Linked DNA regions of Homo sapiens: all the other regions are linked to region 2. A link is a contact called in ENCODE Hi-C or POLR2A ChIA-PET data. All regions are on one chromosome and are shown on one strand. Each heading gives the region's core, a stretch centred on a gene start or an enhancer-like site at or near the end of the contact. The rest is flanking DNA. Distances are from core to core; before and after follow the strand shown. Region 1 overlaps EVI5 (ecotropic viral integration site 5). Region 2 has its middle 26 kb from the start of GFI1. Region 3 overlaps RPAP2 (RNA polymerase II associated protein 2).

The links. Hi-C counts contacts between places; a loop is a spot of excess contacts on that map. ChIA-PET counts read pairs that join two places held with the same protein, here RNA polymerase II (POLR2A). Pooled maps may share reads with other maps.
Region 1: a loop to region 2 is called in a map with no recorded cell type, with 6 times the contacts of the local background. The contact joins two enhancer-like sites. A Hi-C loop is called at or near these places in 13 of 37 single-sample maps with no recorded cell type and 14 of 50 pooled maps. POLR2A ChIA-PET finds 5 or more read pairs at or near these places in 16 of 52 experiments (CD4-positive, alpha-beta memory T cell, GM10248, GM12878 and 9 more).
Region 3: a loop to region 2 is called in a pooled map, with 2.6 times the contacts of the local background. The contact joins two enhancer-like sites. A Hi-C loop is called at or near these places in 1 of 168 maps with a recorded cell type or tissue (naive thymus-derived CD4-positive, alpha-beta T cell), 1 of 37 single-sample maps with no recorded cell type and 7 of 50 pooled maps. POLR2A ChIA-PET finds 5 or more read pairs at or near these places in 4 of 52 experiments (activated CD4-positive, alpha-beta T cell, activated CD4-positive, alpha-beta memory T cell, activated CD8-positive, alpha-beta memory T cell and 1 more).

What each region holds. Positions count from the first base shown.
Region 1 is chr1:92,535,920-92,540,185 of GRCh38, forward strand. The region is part of intron 19 of EVI5 (ecotropic viral integration site 5); the gene reads right to left. Among named protein-coding and RNA genes, the nearest start is that of GFI1, 51 kb to the left of the region's middle. Within about 2 kb of position 2,237, at least 5 of the 41 ENCODE cell types and tissues checked have a DNase peak (open chromatin) inside an H3K27ac peak, as active enhancers do.
Region 2 is chr1:92,458,467-92,463,275 of GRCh38, forward strand. No RefSeq gene overlaps it. Among named protein-coding and RNA genes, the nearest start is that of GFI1, 26 kb to the right of the region's middle. Within about 2 kb of position 1,730, at least 2 of the 41 ENCODE cell types and tissues checked have a DNase peak (open chromatin) inside an H3K27ac peak, as active enhancers do.
Region 3 is chr1:92,363,770-92,368,340 of GRCh38, forward strand. All of the region lies in intron 11 of RPAP2 (RNA polymerase II associated protein 2), which reads left to right. It also overlaps a transcript of GLMN not described here. Among named protein-coding and RNA genes, the nearest start is that of RPAP2, 67 kb to the left of the region's middle. RefSeq lists an enhancer at 1,940-1,989. Within about 2 kb of position 2,087, at least 2 of the 41 ENCODE cell types and tissues checked have a DNase peak (open chromatin) inside an H3K27ac peak, as active enhancers do.

The DNA of each region.
Region 1 (4,266 bases), core at 987-3,486, 78 kb after region 2:
AAAAGCCCTAGGTACTAATTATTTATCCCACCCTTTTAAATGCTGAAGGAGAACATTAATAAGCAGACAGATGGGAGTACTAACAATACAAGACCCAAATAACATATTCGTTCTTACCTGATGTGGACTGCTTCATCATGTTATGCATTAAGAGACAAAGTATAAAAAGTAAAAACATGTAGAATTTATTTAAATAATATTTAAGACATCTGACACACTCAGCACAAGTTTAATAGTTAACAAAATCTTTTTTTATAACATCTAAATCTACTTTAATGGAATCTTAACTTTGCATTATCAATAAAGAGATCGGATTTTAGAATTTCTCTGTGTGTATTAAACAATGCTGGTCCCCCAAAAACATTTAGTAATGAGAAAAGGAAAGCGATAAGTTATTATACAATTTACAAAGAATAAAGCATAAAAATGCAGTATAGTTAATAAGAAAACAGGAAACTGTCATGTTCATAGTCTGATGAAAGGTTTTGACAGGAAACAGCAGAGTTTCTTACTGTATGATAGTAAAAATTCAAACACTAAAAAAACACTATTTATAAAAGATTACAGCTATTCCACGCAAGTTATCATTGAAATTCTACAGCAGGGATAACCTGTAAAGATGAATATTCTGAAGCCCCAAAGGACTTCATCATCATTAAGGATACATAAGTATTTTTAAATTTTTCATTAGTCTACTTTATTGGCTAAACCAGTAGATATTAAGACAGAAATTTCTTTTGTGAAATAGAGAAGTGTCATGGTTTTAGAGTTTTGTAGTCTTTAAATGTAGGTTCTTTATAAGTGATAAAGAAATCTGTGCCGAGAAAATATGATCACCTGGGCAAGTGTCTGTGTGGCTAGAGGAGACAATGTGCTGTGTGTCTGCTTTCTTTTAGCACATCATAGGACACTGGTAACTTAAAAAATTACAGTTGATTTTTTTTTACACTTGGTTTTAAAGAGACGTAACAAGTTATCCTTCAATTTTAACATTGGGGTAATGGAATTAATAATACAATCTTATAATTATATAATGCTTTACAGTTAAAAGTGCTTTCATGCATATTATTTCAACTTAAAAAAAATTTCCCCTGTGTGTGACTGGAGGTTGCACTGTGCAGACAACTACCACTTTCTGAGATTCAAAAGAATAAGAGGAAGGGCTGCATTGGGTATTTTGAAAGACAATCAATCCACAACAAAGTGGAAAAAAGTCATCCACACACCAAAAAAAACCCCTAACCAAATGAACTTTGATCACTACTAGACAGGGTTTAAACCATTGAAGTGAATCATGTGACACCAAGTGAACTGCAAAACAGTTGCAGTAAGTTTCCAAGACTGAGTCATATCAGATTATAAAAGCTCCTATTCGTACATTTGAGTTTGTATAATTAATCTTTATAAAACAAAGAGCTATAGCTTTTTGAGCTAAATGTAGCATTTCTGTAAGTGATATGTAATATATACAATTTTAAATAACAATGTATTTTACTTTTCATGGAAAGATCTAATAATCACATAGTTTGTATTTCTAAGTTCTAGAGGCTTTACTTTTTTTTCCATCCTCAGAGTTTGGTCAGTAATTTTGTTGGATTCCTTATAGAATACCTTTAATAGTTTTCTGTTTTCAAAATCTAAAATAAATGTAATGGGAGATGATATGCAAAATTTATTCTCAATTATCAGCTTCTTTAAACACTGAATTGTAAACATGACAAAGGTTAGACTAGTAATAACCACACAAACAAAATGATTTCCAGAGAATCAGAACAGGAAATCAGTAAAAGTGATCGACTGGAGGTCATGATTTCTTCATTACTTTATTACACAGACAAGAGCCAAAATTCTAATCTACAGTACTTAAAAAAAAAAAACTAAAAAAAATTCAAGAATTTTATTGAAATAATACTAGGTACATAATGCTGAAAATGTTTTTGGTTTTAAGCTAAGTAAATCATAAAAAATATAAAATTTAGAATGAAAAAATTGTAGATTTCATGTAAAACTGTATATAATGCAATAGTTAAAGCTGACGTTTTTAGAAGGAAAAAACATGCACCCACATTAATAAGTAAAAAAGGTAGAAAGGAAAGGAAAGTTTGGAATAGAAGAAACTTACAACTGCACACTTTTTACCTGAGAAGAAGAGAGGGGGAGTCATTTACAGAGAATTCTTAGTCTTTCTACAGTGCATACTTAGATGTATTCAGTATTGTGGGCAAACAAAATGAAACTGCCACTGAATGTCTTCTTCCTGGCAGCTGACACATCTTGATAAAATTGAAACCATTAACATTATTTAGAAGGTACTCTAAGGTCAACGCTGATGAGGCTACGAATATGTGAGGTTCTATGTAAATTTATGACCAATTACAGGAAATAAATCACTTCACACTTGTTTCACTCTGAACTTTTAAAGCTACATCAAAGTACCATGTAGATTTCCTTTGATTTAACCTTCAGCAAAATGAAGCATTTAAAAATTCAAACCTTTAGCAAAACACCCTCATGAAAATGAAGTACTTCTTTTCTATTTGGATTGGATTCTGTTCAGAGGAAATTCTTGTTCTCTAAAGCTATATCATGTGTTTTTTCAGTCCATCAATCAATTAACCAAATATGCACCTAGTGTTTAGGTGACAAGTGTTGTGATGCTGGAAAGGCAAAGACAAATGACAAGGCTCCTGCCCTCAGTTAAAAATCTGAAGGGCAAGACAAAAAAACTAAACAGCTGATTCCAAGGTGGCACACTGTTAAGTAAACCCACAGGAGAAGCAATACACTGGCTAGAAGGGAGAATTCTTAGGGAAGGAGGAAGATGATGATGTTCGAGTTGGGTCTGTAAGGATGAGCAGAGGTGGAGGGAGGAGAAATCAGGCACAGGTGGCATGGGGAAAAGCCTAAGGCCAGAGAATGTATTATGTGTTAGGAAACTGCAAGTGGTTTGGTGTGGCTGGATATAGGTCTCAAAATGAGAGGTGAGAGATGAAACTTGAAAGAAAGCTGGGGCTAAACTATGAAGAATCTTATGCCATGTTAAAGAATTAGAACTTATCACGAAGGTTATGGGTGAGTCACTGAGGCAGTGGAGTAGTGTCATTAGATTTTATCTAATCCTTTATAATATCACACTGTGACTACATAAGTATTTTGTGGTATAGCTGGAACAATAAGAGCACTTATTTAGCCCTTACTATGTCCCAGGCTCTGTTTTAAGTGCTTTTCCAGCATTAATTTACTTAATTCCCCCAATATCTCCCACAAGATAATTGAGGGATGGAGGAAAACTTTTTTTTAGGTGTCAAATCACTCAAGAAATCTGAAAAAATCTTGAACCCGGCCGGGCGCAGTGGCTCACGCCTATAATCCCAACACTTTGGGAGGCCGAGGCGGGCGGATCACGAGGTCAGGAGATGGAGACCATCCTGGCTAACACTGGTGAAACCCCGTCTCTACTAAAAATATAAAAAATTAGCCGGGTGTAGTGGCGGGCGCCTGTAGTCCCAGCTACTTGGGAGGGTGAGGCTGGAGGATGGCGGGAACCCGGGAGGCGGAACTAGTAGTGAGACGAGATCATGCCACTGTGCTGCAGCCTGGGCGACAGAGCTAGACTCCATCTCAAAAAAAAAAAAAAAAAAAAAAAATCTTGAACCCATTCTCCCAAAGATCCGCCTATGTTTATACATAAAATATTTGTAAATACTTTAATAGACCCCATCCATGGGCCCCAGGTTAGGAAACTGTCCAGAAGAGAAAGACTATGAATTTTTAAAATGACCTTGAGATATAACTTGCCTTCCATACAATTTACCCATTTAGAGTGTACAATTTGATGGCTTTTAGTATATGCATAGAGTTGTGCAACCATCACCACAACCAATCCTAGAATATTTTTATCATGCCATAAATAAACCACACACCTCTTAGCTGTCATCCCTTAAAACCCCTCTCTTCCCCTCCAACCCCAAGGAACCACTAATCTACTTTCTTTCTCTATAAATTTATCTATTCTGGACATATAAATGAAATCATACAATATGTGGCCTTCTGTGACTGATTTTTGAAAAATTTATCATCCATGTTGTGGCATGTGTCAGCACTTGATTCCTTTTATTGCCTCATAATTGATCATATGGATATACCACATTTTATTTATCCAGTCATCAGATGATTGACATCTGAGTTGTTTCTACTCTCTAAATATTATTAATAATGCTGCTATGAACATTTATGCAGATGTCTTAGTGTAGACATGTTTTCATG
Region 2 (4,809 bases), core at 480-2,979:
ATAGTTTACCCAGAATTTTGGTTGTTTTAATCTACAGAGTTATTCAGGATATCTAATCTATGATACTGCCAGAAATGGGAGTTTCCAGCCCTGTTACACTTCTTTTTCTTTTTTCTTTTTTTTGAGACAGAGTTTCACTGTGTCACCCAGGTTGAGGTGCAGTGGCTCCATCTCGCCTCACTGCAACCTCCACCTCCTGGGTTCAAGCGATTCTCCTTCCTCAGCCTCCCGAGTAGCTGGGATTACAGGCATGCGCCACTACGCCCAGCTAATTCTTGTATTTTTAGTAGAAGACAGGGTTTCACCATGTTGGCCAGGCTGGTCTCGAACTCCTGACCTCAGGTGATCCACCCGCCTTGGCCTCCCAAAATGCTAGGATTACAGGTGTGAGGCACTGCTCCTGGCCAGCCCTGTTACATTTCAAAGTCATTGATTAAGAATAATAGGATAATAACTATTATATGTTGGTTGTTTCCTCTGGGCCTGGCATCTTGCAGGTATCTGCAATCCTCACAATAACCCTACAAGTAGGAATTATTCTTCCCATGTATTCCCAACAGATAAAGCAACTAGGATTAAATTGTCCAAAGGCATGCAACTAGTCAGCAAAGGAATTTGAATTCTGCTCTTTGCAATCAATCTTGATCTACTTTTCTTTTTATTTATTTATTTATTTATTTATTTTTGAGACGAAGTCTCACTCTGTTGCCCAGGCTGGAGTGCAATGGTATGATCTTGGCTCACTGCAACCTCCGCCTCCCAGGTTCAAGCGATTCTCCCACCTCACCCTCCCAGTAGCTGTGATTACAGGCACCTGCCATCATTCCCGGCTAATTTTTTTTTTTTTGTATTTTTGTAGAGACGGGGTTTCACCATGTTGGCCAGGCTGGTCTTGAACTCCTGACCTCAGGTGATCCGCCTGCCTCGGCCTCCCAAAGTGCTGGGATTACAGGCATGAGCCACTGCACCCAGGCCTGATCTACTTTTTAAGCCACAGAGATGTTTTTCTTAATATTGATGGAACACAGTGGCTTTCATATTTTAGAGGAGGCACTGAAAGCAAGGTAAGCAGAGAAAAGATTTTATGGGGTAAGTCTTTCCACTTCAGAGTTCCAACACATGGGCTCCCATCAGCTCACTCCATATCCATGATAGGTTTAATCAGATTCAGGTTTAATCTATAATGAAATAATCGTGCAGAAACCGACTTCATGATACTGGCAGTCAGAACTCTCAGATCTCCCTTGTTCTCTATTATTTCCAAAGGTGACCTTTGTTTGCTTGAGACACAAAACCAGTTCCTTCATCTGAATTGTCTTTTACACCCTCACGTATCTAATAGGACTTTCTCTCAAATACAGACTTTGGATGTCATTTTCTTCATTTTGGGGGGTTGGTGGCTTTTGTCCTTAGCAGCTGTGGCCTTAGACTTTATCTAGGTTTGCAATCAGGAAGCTGTGATACTTCCTGAGACTGTTCTGGGTAAAATTTACACAATACAAGTTGAGTTCTCTTTCTTCACTTAGGAGTTGCTCTGGGCTCTTGAAAGGACAGGCTGTGCTCTGTCCAGTTTGCTACAGGTTGAATCCAACAGTTGGTAAGAACCAGCCTCTGTGGTTTACAGCTACTTGTGCTTCCTGAGCAACACTCGTGGAGAATTTGGAAAGAAGGCAATGATTAGGATTAGAGTCTAGAAAACCGTTAAGAAGGAGGAAGTTTATCAACTTAGTGGGAGTAAATCTCCAAACCACTCTCAGAATGCTAACACGCACAGTTTCTCTTTGCCATGACCAATCGTCAGGCTGTTGAAGGAAACCAACCTAATAGCAGAGGCAAAGGGAGAAGCTGGAGAAGAATAATCATTTAAAAATATTCACATCCTTTGACCAAATAAATAAGTCAGGAATGGACATTGTTAGGTGCCCCCCCCAACTTTTTTTTGTTGTTGTTGTTGAGATGGAGTCTTGCTGTCACCCAGGCTAGAGTACAGTGGCACCATCTCAGCTCACTGCAACCTCCACCTCCTGGGTTTGAGTGATCCTCCTGCCTCAGTCCCAAGTAGCTGGGCTTACAAGTATGTGCCACCACGCCCACCTAATTTTTTTTTTTTTGTATTTTTAGTAGAGATGGGGTTTCGCAGTGTTGGCCAGGCTGGTCTCAAACTCCTGACCTCAAGTGATCCACCCACCTTGGCCCCCCAAAGTGCTGGAATTACTGTGCCCGGCCCTAGAGCCACTTATTATACACAAGTTTTTCCATTTGTGAAATGCTCCCAAAGTTGTAACCATCATTCTGTATTTATTTCTTGACTTATAGACAGGGTCTCCCTCTGTTGCCCAGGCTGGAGTGCAGTGGTGCAATCATAGCTCACTATAACCTCCAACTCCTAGGCTCAAGCAATCCTCCTGCCTCAGCCTCCCACAGTGCTGTGATAACAAGCATGAGTCACTGTGCTTGACCCTATCACTCTATATTTAAAAGTTATTTCCTTGCTGGGTACACCTTGGAACTCTCTGATGAATTAATCTATTTTTATATTTATTGATACAAATTTTAATACTATTTTAAATACTATTAAAAGTTTCATGAGCTTATTATTAAGTTTGTGTGCTAGGAGTCTAGTTTCTGGGCCTTCATCCCCAGAGTGCTGTCTTTGTCTCCTGTTGGTGAGAGGACTTAAAGGAGTAGGAGAGGGGAAAATACACAAGTTGGAGTCTGTGTAAGCAGATTTGGTAAATGAAAATGAGAGAACAGGGTGGCCTGAGGTTTGGGATGATGTCTGAATTAGAGGTGTTCAGCTTTGCCAGCCTCCACAAACAATAGTAATACAGAAGAAAATGTCAACTCACTGCCTATCAGAAAATAGCATAAATAATGCCTTTGACGACTATAGTATCTGTTCTCTGAAATTTAAAGTATTGCCTCACCAAATCCCATAACACCTCCTGTGAAGTGAATAGGATAAGTATTAGCATTTCCACTTGAAACCCCTTATTTCAGTTAGGAGTAGATTAGGGGTAGGGAGAAAAGCAGAAGAACCAGATATCTAGGAAAGAGACTGCCTGATCCTCATGAGGCTGAACTTGTCCACACATCTCATGCCTTTTCACGATCACATGCCCAGAAGACCTGATTCAAATCTTGTCTTCACCATTTAGTACCTCTCTGAGTTTCAGTTTTCTCATGCATAATACAGATGTAATGACAATCATCTAACAGGAATGTTAAATTGGGAAAATATTGGCAAAACGCTTGACACATAATAGGTGTTTAAGATATGTATGATCTCTTCCCTTCCCCGACAGTTCACAAAAGCGAAATTATTATCACATGTTTTCTATAATTGGAAGGGAACAAAAGTAGTAGAATATCCCTAAGGTTGGCAGATACCACAGTCAAACCACACTCCATTTAAGATGTGCTAAACAAGGTATTTAAGAAAGTGACCACATGGGGGAATAAAAGAGACATTTATAATGGCAACCCAAAGAGGCAAACCCCACAAGGACACAATGAAAACTGAAACCACAATAATCTCTAAATAGAGAAGTAATAATTGTAGCCTATATTTAAGTGTACGGGAAGCAAAGGTTTAGGTGGGTAGGGTTGTCTGCCATGGCAATCATGCTTATTATTTCAAAATTTGTGGAGAGAACTAGAACTATTTTTTTTAAGTCACAAAACATTTCAGGTCTTTCCACTCTTATTGAAAAAAAAAAAAGTACAGAAATAAAAGAAGTAATAAAAAGTGAGGCTGGGGAATGGGCCAGGGCAGGAGTATACAGGTAGAATCAACTGTATTGATAAAATTCTTTTTTTTTTTTTTTTTTTTTGAGACGGAGTCTCGCTCTGTCACCCAGGCTGGAGTGCAATGGCACAGTCTCAGCTCACTGCAAACTCAACCTCCCAGGTTCAAACAATTCTCCTGCCTCAGCCTCCCAAGTAGCTGGGATTACAGGCATGTGCCACCATGCCTGGCTTTGTATTTTTAGTAGAGACGGGGTTTCACCATGTTGGCCAGGCTGGTCTCGAACTCCTAACTTCAAGTGATCTGTTCGCCTCAGCCTCCCAAAGTGCTGGGATTACAGGCATGAGCCACTGTGCTCGGGCAACATAATAAAAATTTCTAAGTGGATTTGAAATAGGTGGTCAAGTTACAATAAAAAAGAATCATCGATATCTGCAGGGAGTTCTATCTGCAATCAAAAATGAAATGTGTAATCCCACTTTCCAAATGCTGCCAGAAAACATATTTGCACTTCTGATTTTAGAATCAATAAGTTAGTTAACAAAGAATACAGCTTTGCCCCTGGACACTAGTAAGTTGCTGGATCAGGTGCCTCATACAATTGTACTTATTCAGGGACATAGAGAAGCCTGGTCTCCATCAGGCAGATGGAAACAACTTGGGCTATGGCAGCAAAGGGCACCAGGCAATGGAATAGTCCTGGGCTTGGGAGAGGTGGTCTGTAAATTGCTGCCGTCAGCAATGAGTGGCTAATTTCTTAAATATCCTTGTGAATTTTTAAGAGAAAAAAATACACCAGGATAGACTTAATTGAATGTATGTGATTTAATAAGGATAAGAATAATAAGATTATCAGGGTTTCCAGAATAAAATTTTGTCATGATCTAATTGAGAAATAAAATCAACCAGTGACGTGAGCTGACCCCAAAGAAATAGTACAAATAATCTGAGATCAGCCTTGAAAACCAGACTGCCTGGGGTTTAATACCAGCTGTGTCACATATTCACTATGTGACCTTGGAAAGATGGTTAACTTTTCTGTGCCTTAGTTTACTCGCCTA
Region 3 (4,571 bases), core at 837-3,336, 94 kb before region 2:
AGTAAATATATTTTCTCTTCTTTATGATTTGCTTAACATTTTTTTTCCTCTAGCTTACTTTATTATAAGGATCTAATACATATCCTTACATATGCATTATGTAATATTTATTATAAGCATATAACATAAAATATGTGTTAATCGACTGCTTATGTTGTCTCTAAGGCTTCTGGTCAACAGTAGGCTATTTATAGTTAAGTTTTGGGGAGTCAAAAGTTATATACAGATTTTCAACTGCATGGGGGAGGGGGTCAGTGTCCCTAATGCCTGCATTGCTCAGGGGTCAACTGTAATGATAATGGAGTAGTCATTGAGAGGATCCAGAAAAGGAGCTAATTCAGGGTGAGAGAAAATTGACAAGTGACATTAAGTATCCAGATGAGGCTACAGATCATGGATTTGTAGTGGTATCGACCTTCAGGGTTCCCTTCTTCCCCATATCTCCATACCACCAGTAGTTTCCAGCCATCTATTATAGGTATGGAGAAAGCAGATTGCAACATTTATCTCAGGGTGTAGGTTTTGCTAGGTAGAAAAGCTAAAGCAAGGATGCAAGAGGTTTGGAAGAGTACTAATGAGATAATAGTTCAAAAAATCAAGACAAATATAAGGAAGAAAAGTAGAGTTACCTAGAAAGAAAATTGGTCATCCTCATCAAATAATTCTTGTGTTTCTCCCCCCAAAATGGTATCTTCAGCTCTGACATCTCTCCTAAATCGTAGACCAAATTTTTTTTTATTTTTTGCTGGGCACCTTCATTTGGATATCTCCCAAGCATTTCAAACTCTCAAATTTGAGATTAAGTCATTTTGCCTTTCAAATGGCCCCTTTTGGTGGCATTGGTATCCTCCTAATTACCCAGAATTGTGCTTCTCTTTATCTCTCATATCTAATCAATTGCTAAGTCCTTTTAGTTCTGTATACAGTTAGCTTTCTCCATTGCCACTGCTACTAACCCACATTAGGCCTTCATTACTTGCCTAGACTGCTGCAATTATAGCCCTCCCAAGCAGGTCTCCTTGCCGTGTGTCTCTTCATTCAACTAGTCCATCCTTCCCTCTAGCTTTAAAAATCATCTCACTGAAGCTTAACTCTGATCAAGGCAGGCCTTTGTTCAGCAACTTAGTGACTTCCCAGCTCCTACCAGATAATTTTGCATGAAATTCAAGGCCCTTCAGAAGTGGCCCCAACTTACCTATTCACCTTATTTCCCTTTTATGTCTTCACATTATGTCCACTGACTGTTTCCCCCACAATCATCTTCAATAGGACTTGACCTATGCTTGAAACTTATTTTCTTTTCATATCTGCCTATTCTAGCCTTCAAGATCCAGTTCAAATGTTACCAACTCCTTAGAAGCCTTCCTTAACACCCCACAGTCAGAAATAATACCTCCCTTGTATAAACCCCCTTAAGTAAGACCTCTCATTGGGCCCTTCTGCTTTGTTACACATTTATATAAAAATCTCATTTTCTTTACTATCCGATTTCTTCCAAAAGTGTAGTTAACAAGTATAACAAATAAACAGAACTACACAAATTTATTCAATTCAGAACTTTAACACAGCTTCACATCAGTTGTTTTCAATACTGGCTATACATTAGAATTACATGGGGAGGTTTTAAAAAAATACTAATGGCTGATTCAAAGATTTTGATTCATTGGTCTTGGGTGGGGCATGGGCATAAGAATTTTTTAAGTTCCCCAAGTGATTCTAATTTGTGCAGGCAGAATTGAGAACCACTGTCTTAATTCTAGTGCACATTGGTGTGCTAAGTAGAGAAGTGCTAAATCAGTTGACTTAGCTGCATATACCAGGATTTGCTTGGTTAGAGGTACTTAACCTTTTTTCTAAAATCGTTAATAGTTTGAAAGGTTCCTCTTGACTATCACAAAGGAAGGGTGAATTAGAAACAGCAAAACTGTTGGTTTTCATTTGTACGTTTTATTTGGTTATGACAGATTTCAAAAATTATTTGAAGAGTATATCCAAGTGGGTCTTTGAAAATTGTAAGATCTACTCAGTTCTTAAAATGAATCAGACATGTGAACTTGTGTGGTCTAGCGGTTAGAAGTGTAGACTAGTGGGAGTACTTCTGGGGTTATTTGTTCATCTTTTACTGACTTACATGACCTTAAGAAAGTCACTTGAGCCTCAACATTTCCTGCAACTTCACAGAAAGGTTGAAGACCAACAAGTCAGTCTCATAAAAAAAAAATTTAACAAACTTGGAAATCACGATAGCTTCTTAGGTTTGACTGAGTTGTTGAGATCTTTCCTGCCACAAAGGGAACAACTAGGAAAGAACTGGCATTCAGGAGAAGCTCTCTAGCTCCAATTTAGAAAGTTTCCCACCATCCATTTTAAAGTATCTGAATGTTTTAGCCGGATGTGGTGGTGCTTGCCTGTAGTCTCGGCTATTTGGGAGGCTGAGGTAGAAGGATTGCTTGAGCCCAGGAGTTTGAGGCTGCAGTGAGCTGTGATTGCACCACTGCACCTCAGCCTGGGTGACAGAGCCAGACCATGTCTCTTAAAAAAAGTGTCTGAATTTTAAATTTAGCTCTGACCTCTTGGCATTTGTTTCCTTATCAATTATAAAACCATATTTACTGAAAAACAACATCAATAACAGCAGTTTAGCAAAGTACCACAAAGTAGTTACCTATGCATGTGGCCCAGTCCATGTTATTTTATGGAAAAACAAAAACTCTTCAACAGGGTGACAGGTTCGTTCTCTATGCCCAGGGAGCTATTGTGTTACTTTGGGGAGGAAGCCAGGGGCCACATGTGAGACAGATGTTTTCGGTGTCTCACTAATGGAGTTGAATCTTCTGCCTTTTCCTCAATAACAAACAAGCAAGGCAGAGAAAGAGTTAATATTAAACATGAAATTGTAATTACTTTCATGCTAAGGAGCATGCAGTATATATTGTATATTTTATCTAACATACAGATAAAATTCCTTTTGAAAGTATATACCAGACTTTTTTTTCAGTATCTGAGAGAGGCATTTTGCAAAATGTCTGGGGTTTGTATGGAGCCCTGCAATTTCTGGAAATAGGTGACATTTTGACCCTTGGTGTTACTGGTCACAGCTCTTCATTTCAGTTTTGATTGTATGGGTGTGCAAACAGGTATTTTGGTTTAATCCTTGATCATTTACCACTTGTTCTTGTAGAAAAGGGAGAAATCTCTACTCAAGTTTTAGAAGAAGATAAAATATGGGTAAGGTGACAGTTGTTACTGCCATGCAGGAAGAAAATATTGGGGCTTGATAGATAAGCAAATAAACAAGATACCTTTGTGATAAAGGTCTCCACTTTTAGCACTCTTCTTAGCCAGTATGACCCTCAATAATTCCTTTACCATCTCCAAAGCTTCAGGTACTTCAGCTCTCAAAAGGAAAGTGACTGGATAGGTTGCACCTAAAACACATTTGGGAAAATTAAGTGTGATTTCCTCAAATATAACCGTATAGCCTCCTAAAATAAGACTATGCTGTTAAACCTCTTCTTTTAGATTCTTTACTTACCCAACCCATTATTAATTAGTGCCTCATCTATCCCAGACGGCTTTTGCGTTTGTTTGATTGTAAGCCTTCAAAGTGTCAGGTATTATAATACCCATTTGTTTTAATTGGTTAAAGTGATAAACATAGTGCCTGTGCATGTACACATTGAAGGTATGGCTGTTTGACAGAAATAATCTTCCTACCTTCTCCTTCCCAGCCCTAACTTCTGAAGGGTGAGAGAATGAGTGTTTAAAAAAATTTTCTTTTCAGCCCAATGTTATCTTTTAGCAGTCTTTACATCTTCATCACCTTTATGCATGGTAATCAGCAGAACAGGTCTCCCTACTGCAGCAGAACTCTGCATGAACCCAGTAATTTCTCAAATCTGATAGGTACAGAAAAGTGTGTGGCCTTTCACTTCCTGTCCCTTCCTCCAACCCCAAACCATAGAGAAGCATGCTTTCTGGTGACATTTTATTCACATAGACATTCTCACAGCTCTTTATTCTGTAAGAAAGATTATGTGGAGTATGAGGAGTGTTGTTCCGTGTCATTTTATAACTGCCTACTCGTTTGATTTTGCAAATTTGGAAATAAATTATGAACGCTCAGGAAAATCCTTCTATGAGAGAGTTATTACTTCTGTCCAGTTTTGAAAGTCAGGTTTGCAGCTATCTGTGCTATATCATTTTAGGAAGGTGCCTGATGTGATCTTCACACGTATCACCTAGGATTATTCAGGAAAGGATAATTCAGATTGTGGAGCTACAATATGGAGTTTCCAGTGGTTCAGTATGAGTGCAGTGAGCAAGACAATAGGGACCAGAATGGGGAAGGCCACTTAAAAATCCAAGTTCATGGCTGGCCACAGTGGGTCACAAGGTCAGGAGTTTGAGACCAGCCTGGCCAACACGCTGAAACCCCATCTCTAATAAAAATACATAAATTAGCTAGGCGTGGTGGTGGGCACCTGTAATGCCAGCTACTCGGGAGGCTGAGGCAGGAGAATCGCCTGAACCCAGGAGGCAGAAGTTGCAGTGAGCCGAGATCGTGCCAC